Linked DNA regions of Homo sapiens: region 1 is linked to region 2. A link is a loop called in an ENCODE intact Hi-C map of the cell type or tissue named here. Cell type or tissue: IMR-90. All regions are shown on one strand. Links, peaks and the distances in the headings refer to the core of each region. The heading gives the core; the rest is flanking DNA.

Region 1 (9,236 bases), core at 3-8,002, 55 kb before region 2:
GTGTCACTTTTTAAAATTTAAAATTAATTTTTGAAATCAAAGTCAGACACACCCATGGTAAAAAAAAAAAAAAAAACAATCCCAAGGGTACAGAAGAGCTTATGAATAAAAGTAGTTTTCTCCTCTACCCCTCTCATTCCTTCCGTGCCATGGTTTTAATTGACCCTGTTTTTAATTCTTCTGGTAGTTTTCTCTATTTCCAAGTAATCTGTTTAAATCAGTTTCTAGATTTTACCCCATGTCAATGACAAATGAGGATTTGATGCTCTGATCCTTTCTCATGCCTGATACCCCTCCCTGTCTCCCCATTTTGGATAGTTACATTTGGGGGTCATCTCGGTGATTTTTGTAACTTTACGCAGGACACTTAGAGCTCTCTAGAATCCCACTGACTTTAGTGGGTCTTGATGTAGGGTGGGCAAGCCCCGACACTGGAGCTTAGCCTGAGAGGGTTCTTGGCCTCCCCCAGGAAAGATTTCAAAGGCAAGCGCCAGTGGTAGGGTAGAAGAAAACAGCTGTGGTCGGGCACGGTGGCTCACGCCTATAATCCCAGCACTTTGGGAGGCCGAGGCGGGTGGATCACCTGAGGTCAGGAGTTCCAGACCAGCCTGGCCAACATGGTGAAACCTCATCTCTACTAAAAATACAAAAAAACTAGCTGGGCGTGGTGGCGGGCGCCTATAATCCCAGCTACTTGGGAGGCTGAGGCAGGAGAATTGATTGAACCTGGGAGGCGGAGGTTGCAGTGAGCCAAGATCACGTCATTGCACTCCAGCCTGGTCAACAAGAGTAAAACTTCATCTCAAAAAACAAAACAAAACAAAAACAACAACAAAAAACAAAAGAAAAACAAACAAAACCAAAACCAAAACAGCTGTATTGAAGCTGCAGTGTTGCAGCTCTGTGACTGCCCTGCAGAGCAGGGCTACCCCATAGGCAGCGAGCAGCAGCTCAGGGCAGTTCTGCAGTCAGATTTATACCCACTTTTAATTACATGTAGATTAAGGAGCTGCATATACAAAGATTTCTAGGGAAGGAGTAGTAACTTCTGGGTCCTGGGGTCTTTGCCACGGAACAGGGCAGTATGCCAGGGTGTTGCCACGGCAATGGTAAACTGACATGGCACCCTGGGGGTCATGCCTTAGGGAAAGCCGCTTCCACTCGCCCCTGTTTTAGCTCATCTTCAAGTTAGTCTGGTGTCCAAGCTCCACCGCCTGCCTCAGTCTGGTGACCTCCTTCTGTGTCTGATGAGCATGGCAGCGTTGGGACCTTCCCCTTCCAACTCTCTCCCTCCTCTTCGTCCTCCCTAAAGGACGGGTACGAGGAGGGGCTATCACGCCAGCGACATCCTCTAGCACCACCCAGGTGTGTGGGGTGGGGCAGGGGGGCGACGAAGTATCCAGCCCAGGGCCACGTAGTCAACTGCCAAGGGCTTCCTGGGCTTCTCTTCTGCCCCAGAGCTTGTCTCCACCCAGCAGGGGTTCCCCCAGCGCTAACTGTATCCCTAAAGTTCTGATGTACTTTACTTTTCCATCTTCCTTGTTGTTAACATCTACCTTCTGCTCTGTAAGCAAAACTAAATCTTCTGTGCTTTGTCCATAGGTTGATTCTACAATCTGAAAATCAATAAACAGCATTTGCATGATTGTGGCTGTGTAGGTGTGTTTCCCCACAGGGCCCAGCGCAATGCTTCCACTGCATTGCTTTCTCTGTGGTTCCAATTTCGTGACCCCTGGGACACCAGAATGAGGATATTTCTGGCATCTGGAGTGATAATGTACATTTTAACATGGCAGTGTTTTATGTTTTTCTTCTCTTCTCCTCTTCCTTTTTTCTTTTTCATTTTTTTTTTGAGATGGAGTCTCACTCTGTTGCCCAGGCTGGAATGCACTGGCTTGATCTCGGCTCACTGCAACCTCCAACCTCCACCTCCCAGGTTCAAGCAATTCTCGTGCCTCAGCCTCCTGAGTAGCTGGGATTACAGGTGTGTGCCACTGTGCCTGGCTAATTTTTTGTATTTTTAGTAGAGACGGGGTTTCACCATGTTGGCCAGCTGCTCTCGAACTCCTGACCTCTGGTGATCTGCCCACCTCGGCCTCCCAAAGTGTTGGGATTACAGGCGTGAGCCACCGCGCCCGGCCTCTTCTTCCTTTTTTCTTGCAGTACTAGAAGGTTTGATGTGTAAGCCTTCCCACCCTTGAAGAAAAGGGGTTTCAATTTTTGGATGATTAGGCTCAGTAGTCCAGTGGGCCATAGTATGAAGGAACCACGTGAGAGAGGAGATTTTAGAAGAGGTCAGAGGAAGGGGATGTTATGGCCTGCAGAGGGAGCAAGGCAGGTGTGTCCTGAGGCCAAAGCGAGTGCCTCGAACTGCAGAAGGTGGAACAGGGAGGGAGGCTGGGGCCAGAGAGCCAAGGGGACCTTCACTGCTGCCTCCTGGCAGCGCTGCCTACGGGGAAAGGCCTGGATGTTGTCTGGGCAGCCAGAGTCGAGTGTGGCTCAGAAACAGATGAGGGGCCTGGCAAGGGGCATTACTTCGGGGCCAGGGACTGTGGCTCGCAGACTTCCCAGTCTCCTTTGCCCTGTCCATTGTCTGAATGTAGCTATCCTACCAGCTACCCTTTCTTTTGGGGACAACGAGCAGCGAGGGTGCCCCCCTCATTTGTGGTGAGAACGTGGCCTGTGGGCTCCCTGGCTGGACAGAGGCCCGAATGCAGCCTATGCTCGGGCTTGGTCCTGTCCGGCTCATCCCGTGTGGACAGCTCCCCTTCTGATGCCTCTGGATGTCTGAAAACAGGAAAAAGGGGATAGGGACCAGGAAGCCCATAGCATGTGGTGGAGATACCCTGGAGAGAGGGTGCACAGGGACCCTTGTCCTATTGTTACAATCCTCTGAAGGCAGAGGCTGGGCCAGTAGAACCACTGTTCAGAAACTGCCGCATCCCACACCCCATCTTCCTAGTGCAGAGGAGGCGGGAGGCAGACATGGGGAGAGATGCAGGCAGCCTCCCATCCAGGGCTCTGGTTGCTGCATGGGCTTCCTTCTGCTCCCTGAAAACCAACCTAAAGGAAGGGCGTGGCTGGTCAGGTCTGGGCGGGCAGTTGCAATAGTTTGCAGGGCCTCTCTTCCAAGGGCTTCTTTCCCGGAGATCCAGCCGGAAGGCTTTGTTTTCAAGTTGCCAGCAGGTGGCAGCAGAGACCAAGCAGACGGGTCCCCAGGGTAGGAGATGGCCGCTTTGGGCTCCGGATGTGGCGGTTCTCCATCAGCCCTGACCATCCCTGACGCTGCAGGTCACAAGGTCAGGCAAGCTGATGACAGGAAAGGAGGCATTTAGAACTATGGAATGAGGCTGCCAGCAAACTAGGTCCTTGGAGGCAACTCAGTCCCAACCCCTTGTACAGATGGGGAAACTGAGGCTTAGAGAGGGGCAGTAGCTCCAGGATTAGCATCAGGTTTCCAGGAGTCTGGGCTGGGGCTTTCTTTTCTTTTCTTTTCTTTTCTTTTCTTTTCTTTTCTTTTCTTTTCTTTTTTTTCTTTTCTTTTCTTTTCTATACTGTGCTGCCTCCTTCACTGGATGCTTCGTATGTGGGTATGATGCATTTTTTTTTAAAAAAGGAGAGAATGTGAAACTTCTATCAGGCAGCAACCTGCGGCAATGCCAATAGCCTTTGTTTGGGAGCAGTTGGAAGGGTCAGCACGAAACGACCTTGTGTGGGTTTTGAAGCCCCCTTTGGCCTGGCACGTCCTCAGGAATCATTACTAGTTAACCAAACCAAGGCATTTGCTCCCAGGCAGGAGCCACCATACTGACCTCTGGAGTTGACAGACACCCTGAGACCAGGGAGTCCTTTGGGTCAGCAGTAAGGGGCTGAGTGGCCCGAGGGACACCCCCTTCCTCGGGTATTGTGCAGGGGCAATAGTTTCCCATGGTGGATGCAGCAAATTACCACAAACTTAATGGCTTAAAACAACACACACGTATTCTCTTATAGTTCCAGAGGTCAGGGATTCTAAAACGGGTTGGCAGGCAGGGCTGTGTTCTTTCCAGAGGCCGGAGGAGAGAGTCCATTTTCTTTCCTGCCTATTTCAGCTTTTAGAGGCTGCCTGTATTCCTTGCCTTGTGGCCCCTTCAAAGGCAGCAATGGAGCATCTTCCACTCTGCGTCCCTCTGCTTCCGTCACCATGAGGCTTCTGCGGGTCCCTGACCCTCCTGTCTCCCTCTTATAAGGACCCTTGTGCTTACATTGCCCCCACCTGCCAGGTAATCCAGGCTCACCTCCCCACCTCAAGGCCCTTAATGTAATAATCACAGCTGCAAAATTCCTTTGCCTTAGAAAGTAACCTGCTGGGCGCGGTGGCTCACGCCTGTAATCCCAGCACTTTGGGAGGCTTAGGTGGGTGGATCTCTTGAGGTCAGGAAATCGAGACCAGCCTGACCAACATGGTGAAACCCTGTCTCTACTAAAAATACAAAAATTAGCTGGGGGTGGTGGCACGTGCCTGTAAATCCAGCTACTGGGGAGGCTGAGGCAGGAGAATTGCTTGAACCCGGGAGGCGGAGGTTGCAGTGAGTCGAGATTGTGCCATTGCACTCCAGCCTGGGTGAAGAAGCAAGACTCCGTCTCAAAAAAAAAAAAAAAAAAGTAACCTATCCACAGGCTCTGGGGATTCAAATGTGGGCATCTTTCAGGGGGTTCATTATACTGCCGCTTAGTCTCTGTGGGTCTCCGATCTGTCCTCTGCCTCGCTGGTGGGTGCCCTAGAGGCTCAGCCTACATATGTCCCGGCTCCCGTGCCCTCTGCCTTCCCGTTGGGTTTGGCCGGCAGGAGGCAGCAGCAGGAGACCTGCTTGCGGGAGGAGGGCACTGGGCTGTTTGCTTTTCTGATTCCCTCCTCGCTGGGCTGCAGTCTGGCAGGGGTTGCGCTCTTTACCTGTGGTCACAGCAGGTGTCCCCGGCCACGGCTCTCACTGGTCTCCAAGCAGTGCCTCCCCAGGTCCTGCAGCCTCAGCACAGCAATGGCTTCCCACCCCTGCTCGTTCTTGCTAGCTCCCCCCATTCCTTACTGGCTTCTCAATCCCTCCCGCATCTTCATTCTGCTTCTGTGGCTACTCTGTTTGCATAAGCCACCTGTTGGCTGCCAAGACCCTGCCTGAGCAGGTATCACATCTCCACCAGGATGCAGGGAGCAGAGGAGAGCCGAGGAGGCTGAGAACACACACAGTGTCTCCAGCTCCTCAGGGGTGTGGGCAGAATTTGAACTTAAGCCCAGATGCCACAAATGGGTATTAGAGCTGGCATTTTCCAGCCCCTGGGACACGGCTGCCTCCCACAGCCTCAGTTGATGCCCTCCATGGCAGGGCCACCTGCTGGGAGAAGGTCTAACCAGAAGTGACATCTAAGGGCCTGGCCTGCATCTGGAGTTGCAAACGTGGCAAAGGAATACAGCACAGGTGCAGGTGTTGCTTGTCCTGGGGCCAAGGCGCCTCCCTGTCTGTGAGAAATGGCCAGGCAACCTCAGTCAGATTTTTTTTTTCTTTTTTAAAAAATTTTACTTTAAATTCTGGGATACATGTGCAGAATGTGCAGGTTTGTTACACAGGTATACATTACATGTGCCGTGGTAGTTTGCTGCTCCTATCAACCTGTCATTTAGGTTTTAAGGCCCGCATGCATTAGGTATTTCTCCTAATGCTCTCCCACCCCTTTCCCCCCATCCCCTGACAGGCCCTGATATGTGATGTTCCCCTCCCTGTGTCCATGTATTCTCATTTTACTTTCTCTCTTTCTTTTTTATTTTTTTGGAAACGGAGTCTCACTCTGTTGCCAGGCGGGAGTGCAGTGGCGTAATCCCGGCTCACTGCAACCTCCGCCTCCCGGGTTCAAGTGATTCTCCTGCCTCAGCCTCCTGAGTAGCTGAGATTATAGGCACGTGCCACCATGCCCGGCTAATTTTTATATTTTTAGTAGAGACAGGGTTTCACCATGTTGGCCAGGATGGTCTTGATCTCTTGATCTTGTGATCCACCCGCCTTGGCCTCCCAAAGCGCTGGGATTACAAGTGTGAGCCACCACGCCCAGCCCATGTATTCTCATTTTTCAACTCCCACTTATAAGTGAGAACATTCAGTGTTTGGTTTTCTGTTCCTGTGTTAGTTTGCTGAGAATGATGTTTTCCAGCTTCATTCATGTCCCTGCGAAGGATATGAACTCATTTTTTATGGCTGCATAGTATTCCATGGTGTGTATGTGCCACATTTCCTTCATCTAGTCTAGATGGGCATTTGGGCCGGCTCCAAGTCTTTGCTATTGTAAATAGTGCTGCAATAAACCTAAGTGTGCATGTGTCTTTATAGTAGAGTGATTGATAATCCTTTGGGTATATACCCAGTAATGGGATTGCTGGGTCATCAGTCATATTTAACTTAGCAAACAGTTCAACTTTCACCAGTGTGGCTCTGCAGGAGGCTTGGTGCAAGCCCTGGGAAGTAACAGCAGCACCTCTTTGTGAGTGCCACCTCCCCACCTCAAGTGGTCATCATTGGCTCCATTTGGCAAAGGAGTCTCAGCTTAGGGAGGAATATGGGCTGCCTGGCTCACAGCTGCAAGTGGCTGAGCCCAGAGTTGATGCACATGAGTTGGATGCAAGCTTGGGATCCTTCCACCTGTAGATCACCAATAAGTGATGAGATTGAAGATGACTTGAACTAACTAGATCGGAGCATGGCGCTCTAGTTAGATCTAGTTTTTCTTACAGGGGGTTGGGGGGAACTCAAGGAAACCCTTTCCTCAGGGCTTTATTTTTTTTAAATTTTATTTTATTATTATTATTTTTTGAGATGGAGTTTCGCTCTTGTTGCCCAGGCTGGAGTGCAATGGTGCCGTCTTGGCTCACTGCAACCTCCGCCTCCCGGGTTCAAGCGATTCTCCTGCCTCAGCCTCCAGAGTAGCTGGGATTACAGGCATGCACCACCACGCCCGGCTAACTTTGTATTTTTAGTAGAGATGGGGTTTCTCCATGCTGGTCAGGCTGGTCTTGAACACCTGACCTTAGATGATCCACCTACCTCGGCTTCCCAAAGTGCTGGGATTACAGGCATGAGCTACCACGCCTGGCCAGGGCTTTATTTTTCACCATGGTAAATTTACTAATGAAGACCTGAGCAAAATGTGGATTAACCAGGTAATTTTTTTTTTTTTTTTTTCTGAGATGAAATCTCACTCTGTTGCCCAGGCTGGAGTGCGGTGGTGCGATCTCGGCTTACTGCAACCTCCACCTCCCGGGTTCAAATGATTCTCCTGCCTCAGCCTCCCGAGTAGCTGGGACTACAGGTGTGTGACACCACGCCCAGCTAATTTTTGTATTTTTAGTAGAGACGGGGTTTCACCATGTTGGCCAGGCTGGTCTCAGTCTCTTGACCTCATGATCTGCCTGCCATGGCCTCCCAAAGTGCTGGGATTACAGGCGTGAGCCACCGTGCCCGGCCAATGGTGTGTCTTAACAGTGGAGAGGGGAGGTTCCACAGCCACCACAGGGCGTGGTGTTTGTGTGGAAGAGCAGCTGGGGACCAGGTGACAAGATGTCTTTGTGATGCAGAACACAAGTCTGTTGTAGTGTTGCTCTGAGAGTCTCTCTCGGACGCCATCTGCCTCCACGTCACAGGCCACTCTCGTGCTGCTTGAGCTGCACGGTGAGTAAACTACTTTCAGTTTCCTGCAAGGCCATTGTTTCTATAGGGTCTCAACAATAGTTTAGGGTGGAGGGAGCTTAGGATGGAGGGGCTGCCTGAGGCTTACCCGTGTCCCGATTTCCCCCCAGTAACAGCTCCTCACCATGTCAGCTGCCTGTGAGGACGCTGTGGCAGTCCAGGTGTGGTTGCTTTGACAGCTGACATCTGCATGCGGGTTTTTAATCTTCCTCCCTGGGCTTGCCAAGTTTTGTACCTGGAGCGTCTGTCTTGAATTTCACCTTGATGGAACGGTCCATGAGTGAGGCGTCATCTTGACCACCTCTGAGCGCTCGGGATAGGCGGCTGCTCCTTGCTCAGCCTCTTTCTCCATTCCTCTCCCGCTTGAGGTTTTAATGGAAAGGTTAGGTAAACTAGCATTCTTATTTATGGTGGTTTCAAGTCTACAGAGTTCCTGGCCTAATTACAATTGCTCCATTACTTCAGGTATCCTCATCAGTGCGAGAATCTGATGAACAAAGAATCTCGCCTTTCCTCTTGCCACCCATCATTTGAAGATGTAGTGGAGCATTTGTCTTTTCTCAGCAGTCTCGGGGCTGGCAGCTCTTACTGAGTGTGACAGTCTCTGGAGGACAGAGGATTTTGCCTGCTTTGTTCACTGCTGTATCCTCAGTGGCTAGAATTATGCCCGACCCATTCCGGGGGCTCAGAAATACTGGCTCAATGAGTCCATTTCTTTCTGAAAAACATGCCTCTATTCTTACAAGGGTAAGGGCCTTCAGAAAACGTTTAGTTCAACATCTTATAGCGCAGATGGGGAAACTAATAGGTTTCTTTGCTAATGGCAGCTTCAGCCGTAGGCTGGTCTTCCTCCAGCTAGATGAGATTGATGAAGATCTCCAATCAGTTATCCCTCCTTCTTGACAGCATTCCACCCAGAGCAAAGCCCTGCTTCCTTACCCTCTCTCCCAGGCCGTATAACATTGGCCCAATCCTATGATAGGTTCTTTCTAGCACTCTCTTACTGGGACACCCGCAGTTGCCATGATGTGTGTGCAAGGGCCCATGAGCCCAGTGGGTTCAACCAGAGGTGTGGTCCTGATGGTCTTTGTCTGAGGGTCATTAATCATCGTCTTGGTGTGTTGAAGAAAGCCACAGCCACCATTGTTCCCACCATCGCAGGTGTGATGAGGGCTCTGCGGAAGGCCCAGGGCACTGGGGGAGCATGGAATGGGCCCGCCCCAGCCTGAGCACTGGGATGGCCTCTCTGGGAAATGGATTGATTGGAAGTGACGGAAGCAAAGGGCAGGATGCTTGTGGCAAGGAGGCTCGTGGCTGCAAAGGCCGAGGTGGCATCATGAGGATTCTGGTTGCTTTCTTGAGAGCAATGGGAAACCAGGGCAGGCTTTTAGCTGGAGAGTGGCCTGGTCAGACCTGTATTCACAGAAGTTGACTTGCCATTGTGGGGAGTGGGCGAGGGGGAGAGGAGGGGAAAGCAGAGACCACAGAGGAGGCTGTTAAGGTGAGGATGAGGAGGGTGACCTGAAC
Region 2 (10,982 bases), core at 1,125-9,124:
GTCTCTCAAAGTGCTGGAATTACAAGTGTTAGCGACTGCGCCCGGCTCTTTATCTCTTTTACAATTTATTTTATTTTATTTATTTTTCTTTTTTTGAGATGGAATCTCGCTTTGTCACCCAGGCTGGAGTGCAGTGGCATGATCTTGGCTCACTTCAACCTCCACCTCCTGGGTTCAAGCGGTTCTCCTGCCTCAGCCTGCTGAGTAGCTGGGATTACAGGTGCCTGCTACCACACCCCGCTAACTTTTGAATTTTAGTAGAGACGGGGTTTCATCATGTTGGCCAGACTGGTCTCGAACCCCTGACCTCAAGTGATCTGCCTGCCTCAGCCTCCCAAAGTGCTGGGATTATAGGCTGGAGCCAATGCACCCCGCCAATTTATTTTAAGTTGTTTTTATTAACTATAAGTTGTTTTATGTATGTGAGTAGAAACAAAATAATCTTTATTAATATTTATAAACTAGATAGAAGGTATAAGAAATATTGATACAATGAACACTTTTATACCACCACCTAATATAGGGAAAAAGATTACCAATACCTTCAACATTTCTTCTTTGCCATTATCACTTCCCATTCTCCTCTGTCCCCCTCGTAGGTAACTACTCTCCTGAATTTTATGTTTATCGTTCTCTAGCTTTTCTTTACAATTTTACTACATGCTTGTATCTTTCAATTGTGATATATGGTTTATACCTTCAGTAGCAATGTATGAACATATTGAGGAGTAATTTACATATACATTTCCGCCATTGTGAAGGCATAGTTCGATGATTTTTCGTACATTTATAGAGTTGTGCAACCATCACCACCATCTACTTTTAGAATATTTTCATCTCTCCAAAAAGATTCCTTGTGCTCATTCTCCATCATTCAAAAAGTACATTCCAGCTTCCAGCCTGATAGAGTTTTGGTAGATGGCATACCCAAGGTGCGGTTGAGGTGTCAGCTTGGAGGTGGCCCTCTACAAGGATGGAATGCCGTCTTGTACGACAATTAAAAGGATACATGGGTCCAGAAATCAAGCAGTGGAAGCAGAAGTGGACCCACTATAATTCTCATGGATCCACTGGAGGAATAAGAAGCCTGGCCATTTGGGCCCCAAATGAGACATGTCTGAACAGCCACATATACCCAGGCTAGACTGTGACCGCACTGCCTTCCAGCTTCTTTCTGCCCAATCCTGCTTCTTTCCCCTCTTAACACAAATGTAGGTCTTTAATAAATACCCCACTTGCCAAAAAAGAACACATTGTAGTGGGTATGAAAGATATCTCATTGTGATTTTAATTCGCATTTCCTGAAGAAAATTGATACTGAGCATTTTTCATGTCTTAATGACCATTCATATATCTTCTTTTTTGGAATGTCTTTTCAAATCTTTTGCCCATTTTTAAAGTTGTGCTACTTGTGTTTTTGTTGATTAGTAGGAATTCCTCATATATTTGGAATATGAGTCCTTTGTTAGAGATACACATATTGTGATATTTTTCTCAGTGTGTGGCCGGCCTCCTTGTTCATTTTATTAATGGCATAGTCTGATGAGCAGAAATTTAAATTTTCATTAATTCCATTTGTTAATTTTTTCTTTTATGATGACTGGCTTCTGTGTTCTAAGAAGTCTTTGTGTATCCCAAGTCTCAGAGATATTATTTTATGTTTTCTCTGGAAGATTTCTGGATCTAGCACTATGTTTAGCTTTATGATCTTCTAATACATTTTTGCATATGGAGTGAGGTAGGAGTTGAGATTCTTTGTTTTTAAATAGAACTAGGCAGTTATTCTGACACATTGTAACAAGCCTTTCCTCTCCTTTATTGAATTGGCTTGGCTAAAAATTAATTGACTGTGTGTGGGTCTATTTTTGGACCTTGTATTCTGCTCTCTTCACCTATTCTTACACCAAAATCATACTGATTTCATTGCTGTTACTTTATAGAAAGATTTGATATTAGTTTAAGTCTTCCAACTTTGTCTTTTTTGTTTTGGCTACTCTAGGTACTTTGCATTTCCATATATATTTTAGAACCAACTTGTCAATTCAAAAACTCCTCTTGGAATTTGGGATTGTGATTGATAGATCACTTTGGGGGCAAATGACATCTTAACAATATCAAGTTGTTTAATCCACAAACATGATATATTTCCATTTTAAAAGTCTTTTAAATTTCTCTCAGCAACTGTTTTGTAGTTTTCAGTACAGTGCTTTTGCTCCTTATTAATTAGAATCATACCTAGGTATTTGAGTTTATTAATTTTATTGCAAATGACAATTTAAAAACATTTTATTGCTTGTGCCTGTAATCCTAGCACTTTGGGAGGCCAAGGCAGGAGGATTGCTTGAGCCCAGGAGTTTGACACCAGCCTGGGCAATATGGCACGACCCCGTCTCTACAAAAAATAAAACTAAATAAAATTAGCCCAGCATGGCAGTATGCATCTGTGGTCCCAACTACTCAGGAGACTGAGGTGGGAGGATCACCTGAGCCAGGGAGGTCAAGGCTACAGTGATCCCTGTTTGTGCCACTGCACTTTAGCCTGGGTGACAGAGCAAGATCCTGTCTCAAAAAAAAAAAAAAAAGTTTTTATTTTCCATTTTTTGGTGGCTATTATGTAGAGCAATAATTGATTTTTTAAATATAATGACATTGTATCCTGTAAGATTCATAAATACAATTATTCTAATATATTTGTGAAGATTCCAGAGTATTGCATGAATATAACCACGTTGTCTGTGAATACAGCTTTACTTTTCAATTTCCAATATTTATGACTTTTACTTAGTTTTCTTGTCCTAGTACACTATCTACAGCTTAGTACAATGTTCAAGATATTATCTATTAACATTGTTATTGATCTCATAAGAAAAGCATTCAATGTTTCACAGTTATGTGGGATATTTTTAACTCTAGATATTAATAGATGCCTTCATCAGATTAAGAAAATTCTACTCATAGTTTTTTTGTGTGTGTGTGAGATGGAGTCTCACTCTGTCGCCCCGGCTGGAGTGCAGTGGCACGATCTAGGCTCACTGCAAGCTCCGCCTCCTGGGTTCACACCATTCTCCTGCCTCAGCCTCCCGAGTAGCTGGGACTACAGGCGTCCACCACCACACCCGGCTAATTTTTTGTATTTTTAGTAGAGACAGGGTTTCACCGTGTTAGCCAGGATAGTCTTGATCTCCTGACCTCGTGATCTGCCCACCTCGGCCTCCCAAAGTGCTGGGATTACAGGCGTGAGCCACTGCGCCCGGCCGGCCCCTCATAGTTTTTTTTTTTTTTAACTGTAATGGGTATTGAATTGGCCCAATGTTTTGTCTGAATTATATTATTTTTCTCCTTTATTCAATCAATGTTGTGAATTACATCGATCTTTTTCTCCCTTATTCTGTTAATTTTGTGAATTTCAGATTTTCTCAAAAATTTTTCAACTTGATTTGTTTTATTTTCCAAATGTTAATCAACTTTGCATTACTGTGATAAACACAACTTTGTCAGGTTATATTATACTTCTCTATACTGCTGTTTAATTTGCTAGTAGTTTAACAAGGGTTTAAAAAATCTCTTTAATTACGAGAAATATTGGTCTGTAACAATCTTTTCTAATATCTTTGTCAGTTTTTGATGTCAGGATTATTCTGACTTCATTAAATGAGTTGGAAAATATTTCCTTCTCTTTGACTTTCAGAGTTTGTTTAATACCAATTTATTATATCTTCCTTATATGTTTGATGAAATTCACTGGTAAAGCCACTTGGACTCAGAATTTTCTTTGTGGGAAAGTTGTTGACTATGAATTAAAATTACTTAATAGATGTAGGATGATTTAGATTTATAATTTCATGTATTTCATTTTTGTGATTTATCTTTTCCAAGGAGTTTGTCTGTTTTGTCTAAGTTGTCAATTTATTGACCTAAAGTTGTTCATAATATTTTGTATTGTTTTTTAATAGATATAGGATCTATAGTGATATGCCATATGTAATTTCTCATATTGGTAATATGCGTTTTCTGTTCTTTTTTTCTTTTTTTGGCTTATAAACATCAGAAATTTAATTTCTCATAGTTCTAGAAACAAAGTAGAGTCCAGGATCAATGTGCCATCAGATTGAGTGTCTGGTGAGGGCCCATTTTCTGGTTCATAGATGATCTCCTTTTTTTCTTGGCTAGTCTTCTTCAAAGGGTCTGTCAGTTTTATTAATCTTTTCAAAGAAAAGATTAATTGTCTATCTCATTTCTATATCATCGATTTTCTGTCTTCTTATTGTTTTCCATTTCCTGTTTACACTGAGTTTCATTTGCTCTTCTTTTTTTGTGTCTGAAGGTGGATGCTTAGATCTTTGATTTTGTGCCTTTTTTTCTTTATTAATCTAGGCATTTAAAGATCCAACTTCCCTTCTAATCTCCACTTCAACCATATCCTGCAAATTTTGATATGTGTTGCTTTTATTGTCATTCAGTTTGAAACACTTTCCAATTTCCCTGTGATTTCTTCATTGATCTATGAGTTATTTAAAAGTGTTTTATTTAATTTCCTAATATTTGGTGATTTTCTAGATATCTGTTATTACTTTTTAATTTAATTCCACTATAATAAAATAACTTGTATGATTTCAGTCTTTTAAAAATTTTTGAGACATGCTTTTCAGCCAAGTATATGGCCAATGGATATTCCTTGCTACCTGAAAAAAATGTGATTTCTGCTGTTAGATAGAGAGAGCTATAAATGTCAATTAGGTAAAATTGGTGGATAGTATTAATCAAATCTTCTGTATTCTTACAGGTGTGATGAGTTTGAAAACATATTATGAGGATATATTCTGTTTTGGAGTGGTTGGCTGGTGCAAGTTTATTTGCTGGGAACTTTGTTTTGTTGTAAACACTTAAGGCCATGTATGTCATAATGAGAGTCTGTAGAACTCAACAGGTGAACAGAGACAGCGTGGCTAAGATTATTTGACTTGTTTAATTCAACTAGTTGCTGTGGGCCCACTGTGTGCCTATCCTATTTCTGGGGAGCCCAAGGAGAGAGGATCAGCTTTCACTGGCAGACAGTCTACTGCCCTGTAATTAAGCATGCCTAGTGTCACTTTTCTTTAGAACTGAATATGCTCCGTGAGAGGGGATGTGCTCTGGTGCCTTAGGGAACTTGATTGCCTTGGCACGGAGCATGCCCAGTGGGTAGTACACTTGGAGGGGGACTGAGCATGCTCAGTGGGTTGCTCACCTGTGGACTGAGCATTCTCAGCAGGTAGTTCTCCTGAGTACTGAGCATGTGCAGTGGCTAGCTCAACCAGGGATTAAGTATTATGCATGCTGTTTTTAACTGCTCAGCTCTAATACTCAATGCTGCTGCCCTGTGTGACTGTTGGTGCCCAGAAGTTAAATCACAAAATGTCAGAGTTTTGAGTCATCAAAACCAAACCATTCATTGTACAGATGGGGAACCCACAGCTCAGAGAAGATTGAGGAATTGGTCAAGATCATACAATAAGTCATCGTCAGTGCAGGAATAAGTTGCTGTCCTCTCTCTTCTTCATGGCTTGGCCTACTGCAGTATTTCACTCTTTGGCTGGAACCTCAGGTAATCCACTATGGCAACTTTGCATGGGTGATCACATAAAGAGGATCAAGATGCAAAGATTTTTCTCCTCTGGCTTCTCTTTTCAGACATGCTTCTCCCTTTTCGGGATCCCTGGTAGGAGAAGAGGTGAAAAGAGTGGCGAAGGTCCACGGCCCACTTTGTTTCTTGGTAGCACTGGCTACTCAATGAGTTGTTTCCTTTAAGGACTGACTTATTTAGGGCTAAGGTCAGAGTTTAAGGAAAGCAGCAGAGGGGAACTCTACCCAAGGATTTGTGGTTTAATGGCCCCGAGCAATTGGGAAGGCAAGGAGGAGAGGAAAATCCTCCAGAAGGGAATGAGTAATTGTGTATAGAAATTATATTGAGCTTGTTGCGAAATGTTTGCAAACTGCCACGTATCGGCGGGTGAGCGTGCGTATGTGAGTGTTTTAGTTACAGCAGTTTATTTGGCCTATCTCTCAATGTGTCAGGAAGTGGTGTTGCCACAAGGGTCTGATGGTTTGTGTTTTCTGCTTAAGGAAAATGTAAATTATCTGGCCCATTAATATCTGGGTGCTCTAATCTGTTATTAGAGGAGAAAAGTAAAAATTCTGCACCAAGATGAATGTTTACTTTTAAGGTGATTAATAATGCTCAGCCACTGTGCATTCATCACTCTGCCAGCGGCTTCTGCAGGGAAAGCAGGAAGGAAACAGACTGGAAATACTGTGCACCGCTGCTCAGTGCTCACGCGAATGACACCTTCTGTCATCTCCCTCCTCCAGAACCTTCACTAGCTCCCTATTGCCTTCGTTATAAAGGTCGAACTTGTATCCCTCAGTGAACAGACCATATCCTGCCTGCCTACTGGAGCAACTATGATGTGCCTCTCCCTGCACTGTGGGGGAGGCAGGAGAAGAGGAAGAGGTGCTTCTTCCTAATGGAGAATTTTCTGTTCATTGGGGGGTGATAAGGAAAGCTCCTGGAGAAGCATCAGTGCCCAAGGTAAGTGAGAAATCAGGTGTTAGGCTGATGGGGCGGACTGCAAGAATCATCAGAGCCAAGAGAGGGAGAAGTCTGAGTTGGGTTGGGTTGTCAGGAAATGATTCCTGGAGGAGGTGGGCTGCAGCTGGGCCTTGGGAAATGAAAAATTTGTGGACAGCCCCAATCACAGGTACTGACCATTAAGCACCGACTTTATGCCAAGCACAGTGCTAGGAGCTTCTTGTATATAACTGTGACTCCGCCCCACAGCCCTGCAGGTGGGTATTGTTATCTTGTCTTTGTGGATGAGAAAAACAGGCTCAGACAGCTGAAGACACCTACCTGGTGTCACACAGTGAGTGAGGGGCAGAGCCAGGGTGAACAGGCCAGATTGGGAGGCTCTGAAGGCCGTGAGTCTGAATTCAGTGCTTCTCTCACCATTCTAAGCAGGAGGAACTCTCAGGAAGCAAACGACCTGGACAGAGTGTGTAATAGTAAGTGTGTAGGGTAAGGTACCACATGGGCAGAGGCTGGCCTGCCTGGAAGAAAGGAACCTGGAAGGATGACCCCCTGAAAAGTTATAGCTGGTCCCATCTCAATCTAGATGTAGAGATTCTTCCTTTTTCTGTTTTAATTAAGCTACCTTGTTTCTGGGGGTTAAGAGTTGTTCCTGCCAGAATCTAGTGTGCCCCTCTACTGGGTGCTCCTTCTGCTGGTTTCAAAGCCACCCCTGATTGCGAGTTGCTCCAGGGAGCTTACACTGACCAAAGGGAAGGAGTCTGCCTACAGAACAGTACTAAGAGGCTTCTGCCTTGAGAGCAAACCCTTTATTATGGATAGACCTGCAGATTGCATGTTTTTATAATTTCCCAGAAAGTAAATTTTACGCTCTGCTAAGATCTAAATGAACTGGTGCAAATGCCTGGACTTCCTTCTGCCTCTGGCGAGGTGAGGTCTGCAGGGCTGGAGAATGTGCACGTGGGTCTGAGAGCGAGCTCTGCTCCGGAAGGGGCGAGGGCAGAGCAGTACGTGCGGGACGGAAAATAACTTCTTTTCACCCAGGGTCCTTACGATGATGTCTTTGCTCCTAGGATGAAGGGTATTATTTCTCAATGGGGATCACTTTTGGGAACCTCTGAGCTGGTAAAGGGGCTAATACGAAGGCTTCCATTTGGGCATATGAGAAAGCTTCATCAGGGAGGAGGCATGACCTCGTTGGAAGATCAAAAACTACATCTATAGTTAAAGGGAGATTCTGTCTGGAGTGACTGGGATGAGACATTGTGAGGTCTGGAGATGTGCAGTGGCTGGAACCTGGGGCGTGTGGGGGCAGAGAGAGTACTGAGACCTGGCTGAGGGGTAGGCAGGGCCCCATCATAGAGGCCTTGAATGTAGTCCAAAGGATTTGTCATTTTCCCCCTAGTTTTTTTTTTAACTTTTATTTTCTGAATTATAAAAGTAATACATATTTATCATGGAAAAAAGTTAAAACTTCAGAAACATCTGATAAAATAGAAACTTAGAAGCCTATTATTTCACCATCTAGAATCACTGTTGTTAGCATTTTTGTTTCCTTTGTTATTTTTTCTATAAATTGTTTAGATTCTGAAGGTCGTATTACATATACAATTTTACATGCTTCTCTTTCAGGGTTTTTTTTTTTTTTTTTTTTTTTTTAGATGGAGTCTTGCTCTGTCACCCAGGCTGGAGTGCAGTGGTGCGATCTCATCTCACTGCAAGCTCCACCTCCCGGGGTTCACGCCATTCTCCTGCCTCAGCCTCCCGAGTATCTGGGACTACAGGCGCCCCCCACCACGGGCGGCTAATTTTTTTTTTTTTTTTTGTATTTTTAGTAGAGACGGGGTTTCACTGTGTTAGCCAGGATGGTCCCGATCTCCTGACCTCGTGATCCACCCGCCTTGGCCTCCCAAAGTGCTGGAATTACAGGCGTGAGCCACTGCACCCTGACCCCCCTCTCCCCCCTTTTTTTTTCTGAGACGGAGTCTCACTCTGTCACCCAGGCCGGAGTGCATTGGTGCAATTCTCCTGCCTCAGCCTCCCGAGTAGCCTGTACTACAGGTGCATGGTGCCACACCCGGCTTATTTTTTATATTTTAGTAGAGACGGGGCTTCACCGTGTTGCCCAGGCTGGTCTTGAACTCCTGAGCTCAGGCAATCTGCCCTCGTTGACCTCCCAAAGTGCTAGGATTACAGGTGTGAGCCACCCCGCCCGGCTTACATGGGGCTTTTCTTATACTTACCAAAGTGTTCTATGCATTTCTTCATATTATCAACAGTTTAAACTACTTTTACTCCAACGATGTGCCATAAGAAGATGCTCTCCAAGCCTGATATTCCCCCCTTTTTGCTTCATTCTCTTAGACAGTGGTTGTCATCCTTGGCTGCATATTAGAATCATCTGAGGAGCTTTAAAAATTCCTAGTGCCCAGGATGTACCCAGACCAATTAAATCAGAAACCCACACATCAATGCTTTTTAAGGATTCCTCAGGAGATTCTAACATGCCGCTGAGGCTGAGAACCACGGAGTAGGGCTCAAACACTCCTTTCCGTGCTGGCCATGTTGGCCAATGAAGTTTCTCACCTCTCGTGTGGCCAAGGTTATCAGATTCATCATGCCTGGATGGACTTAGCCTAACCAGGAACATCAGTTGTCTGGGGGAATCTAGTGGCAGAAAAAGAAGGAGGCAAATAAAATCATGATAAATAATACCACAGCCACACAGCCACCACTACCACCAACCTTCAGTAAACCCCAAAGTTGTGCTTGTCTGGTTGTCTCTTGTTTTTATTCATTGAAGATTTTTTTTTTTTTTTTTTGACAGAGTCTCACACTGTCGCCTGGGCTGGAGTGCAATGGCGTGATCTCAGCTCACTGCAACCTCCGCCTGCCGGGTTCAAGCCATTCTCCTGCCTCAGCCTCCCGAGTAGCTGGGATTACAGGTGCACACCACCACACCTGGCTAATTTTTTGTATTTTTAGTAGAGATGGGGTTTCACTATGTTGGCCAGGCTGGTCTCGAACTCCTGACCTCGTGATCCACCACCTCAGCCTCCCAAAGTGCATCAGAGATTTTTATCTTCACTGGGAACCGCTCTTCTTGCATCCTATGGCATTCTGGTGGGACTATCAATCTCAGTGCTTCCTGTACAACCTGGCTACAGGGCTATTTCAATTCTGCCCACAGGGATTGGGCCAAAGGATAGACATGTGACTCAGGCAGGACCAATCAGATTTCTCCCATATTGAGTTGCCGGGTAAAATACAGCCCACCCAATTAACTGAATTTTAGATAAACCACAATATTAAGTGAAGCTGCTTGTGGCCAACTTTGCTGGATATATCCATTTACAGTTGGAGAGAATGAGGGTGATCTATAAAAGGAGCTGAGATGTAAGCAGGGTGAACAGCAAACGGGTCTTGAGAACACTGTTTGAGTCTCTGACCCTGGTCAACTCTAGGTCCGGACGTCCCAATGCTATGAGCCAGTAAATTTCCTTTCCTGACTAAAGTCTTTTGAGATGAATTTGCGTTACCTACAAACGACTCCTAAAAGTGGCAGAAATTGGTACTTGGAATTGGCATTGCTGAGCTGAAGAGGAATGAGGCACAGGGGAATACCTCAGTTTGTAGCTGGGAAGCCCTTGTTATCAGTAGCTATGCAGCTGGTTAAATTGTTACTGTGTGCTTACTGAGGATGGCACTTCAGGGGATTGGTAGATATTTCGGGGATATTAGAGTATGTTGGCTACTCCTTATGGCCTCTTGGGAGGGCATAAATGTAGTCCACAATAAACATGGTCTAAGCAGCTCATCTGGAAAACAGAGAGGAAGGAGCAAGCAGTGTTGACAGAAGAACCCTCCCTTCCCCTTTCTTTAGACTAAGTCTTGATGGGATAAGCCATGTGCCTTGCAGAATTGCAAAAGTAGAATTTCCTGCTTCTGGCTAAGATAGGAAGGCAGAAAATAACATAACAGAGCAATAAGATTGGATAGGGAGGAGCCAAAGGAATAGAGGAAGCTGATCCCCCAGTTCCTAAGCAACTCTTCAAGCACCCTCCTGTCTTCTGGAGGAAATGATACCTTCATTATAAAGTGCATCCCTGGGATATAACCTTGAGGCAGAGGGCAGACAAAATCTGCCTTAGAACAATTTTTTCGGACTACTTTCCTCCAAGCTTACAAGCTGTTGTTCAACATTCTAGTTCTAGCCTATTTTTAAAATTCCAGTGAATTTGACATTATGATATATTGTTTTGTACAGTCATTGCTTAGACTTTGCCAGTTATTTTACAATATTTATCTCATTATTCTACCTTCCATTTTAGACCTTTCATTTGGGACCATTTCTCTTCTGTGTGAAGCATAAGCTTTAGAATTTCCTTTAGTGGGCATCCTATACTAGTAAATTATC

The links. Peaks named below come from ENCODE experiments on the same cell type or tissue, not always from the same donor. Only the 100,000 strongest peaks of a DNase experiment are listed, where the experiment ranks them.
Region 1: it touches region 2 in a loop (4-fold over the local background); 2 of 110 quality-filtered maps call a loop at or near these places.

The regions. Positions count from the first base shown.
Region 1 is chr17:6,416,148-6,425,383 of GRCh38, reverse strand. AIPL1 (AIP like 1 HSP90 co-chaperone) reads left to right here. Exons shown (of 6, transcript NM_014336.5): 6 at 1-1,646. Among named protein-coding and RNA genes, the nearest start is that of AIPL1, 14 kb to the left of the region's middle. In IMR-90, for the core only: CTCF peaks have their summits at 3,192 (motif pointing right) and 4,823 (motif pointing right); a DNase peak (open chromatin) is centred at 3,233; H3K27me3 peaks cover 1,395 bases.
Region 2 is chr17:6,360,738-6,371,719 of GRCh38, reverse strand. All of the region lies in intron 2 of LOC105371509 (a long non-coding RNA gene), which reads left to right. Among named protein-coding and RNA genes, the nearest start is that of AIPL1, 69 kb to the left of the region's middle. In IMR-90, for the core only: no CTCF peak of the experiment used is centred there; a DNase peak (open chromatin) is centred at 5,989; H3K27ac peaks cover 1,674 bases; H3K27me3 peaks cover 142 bases.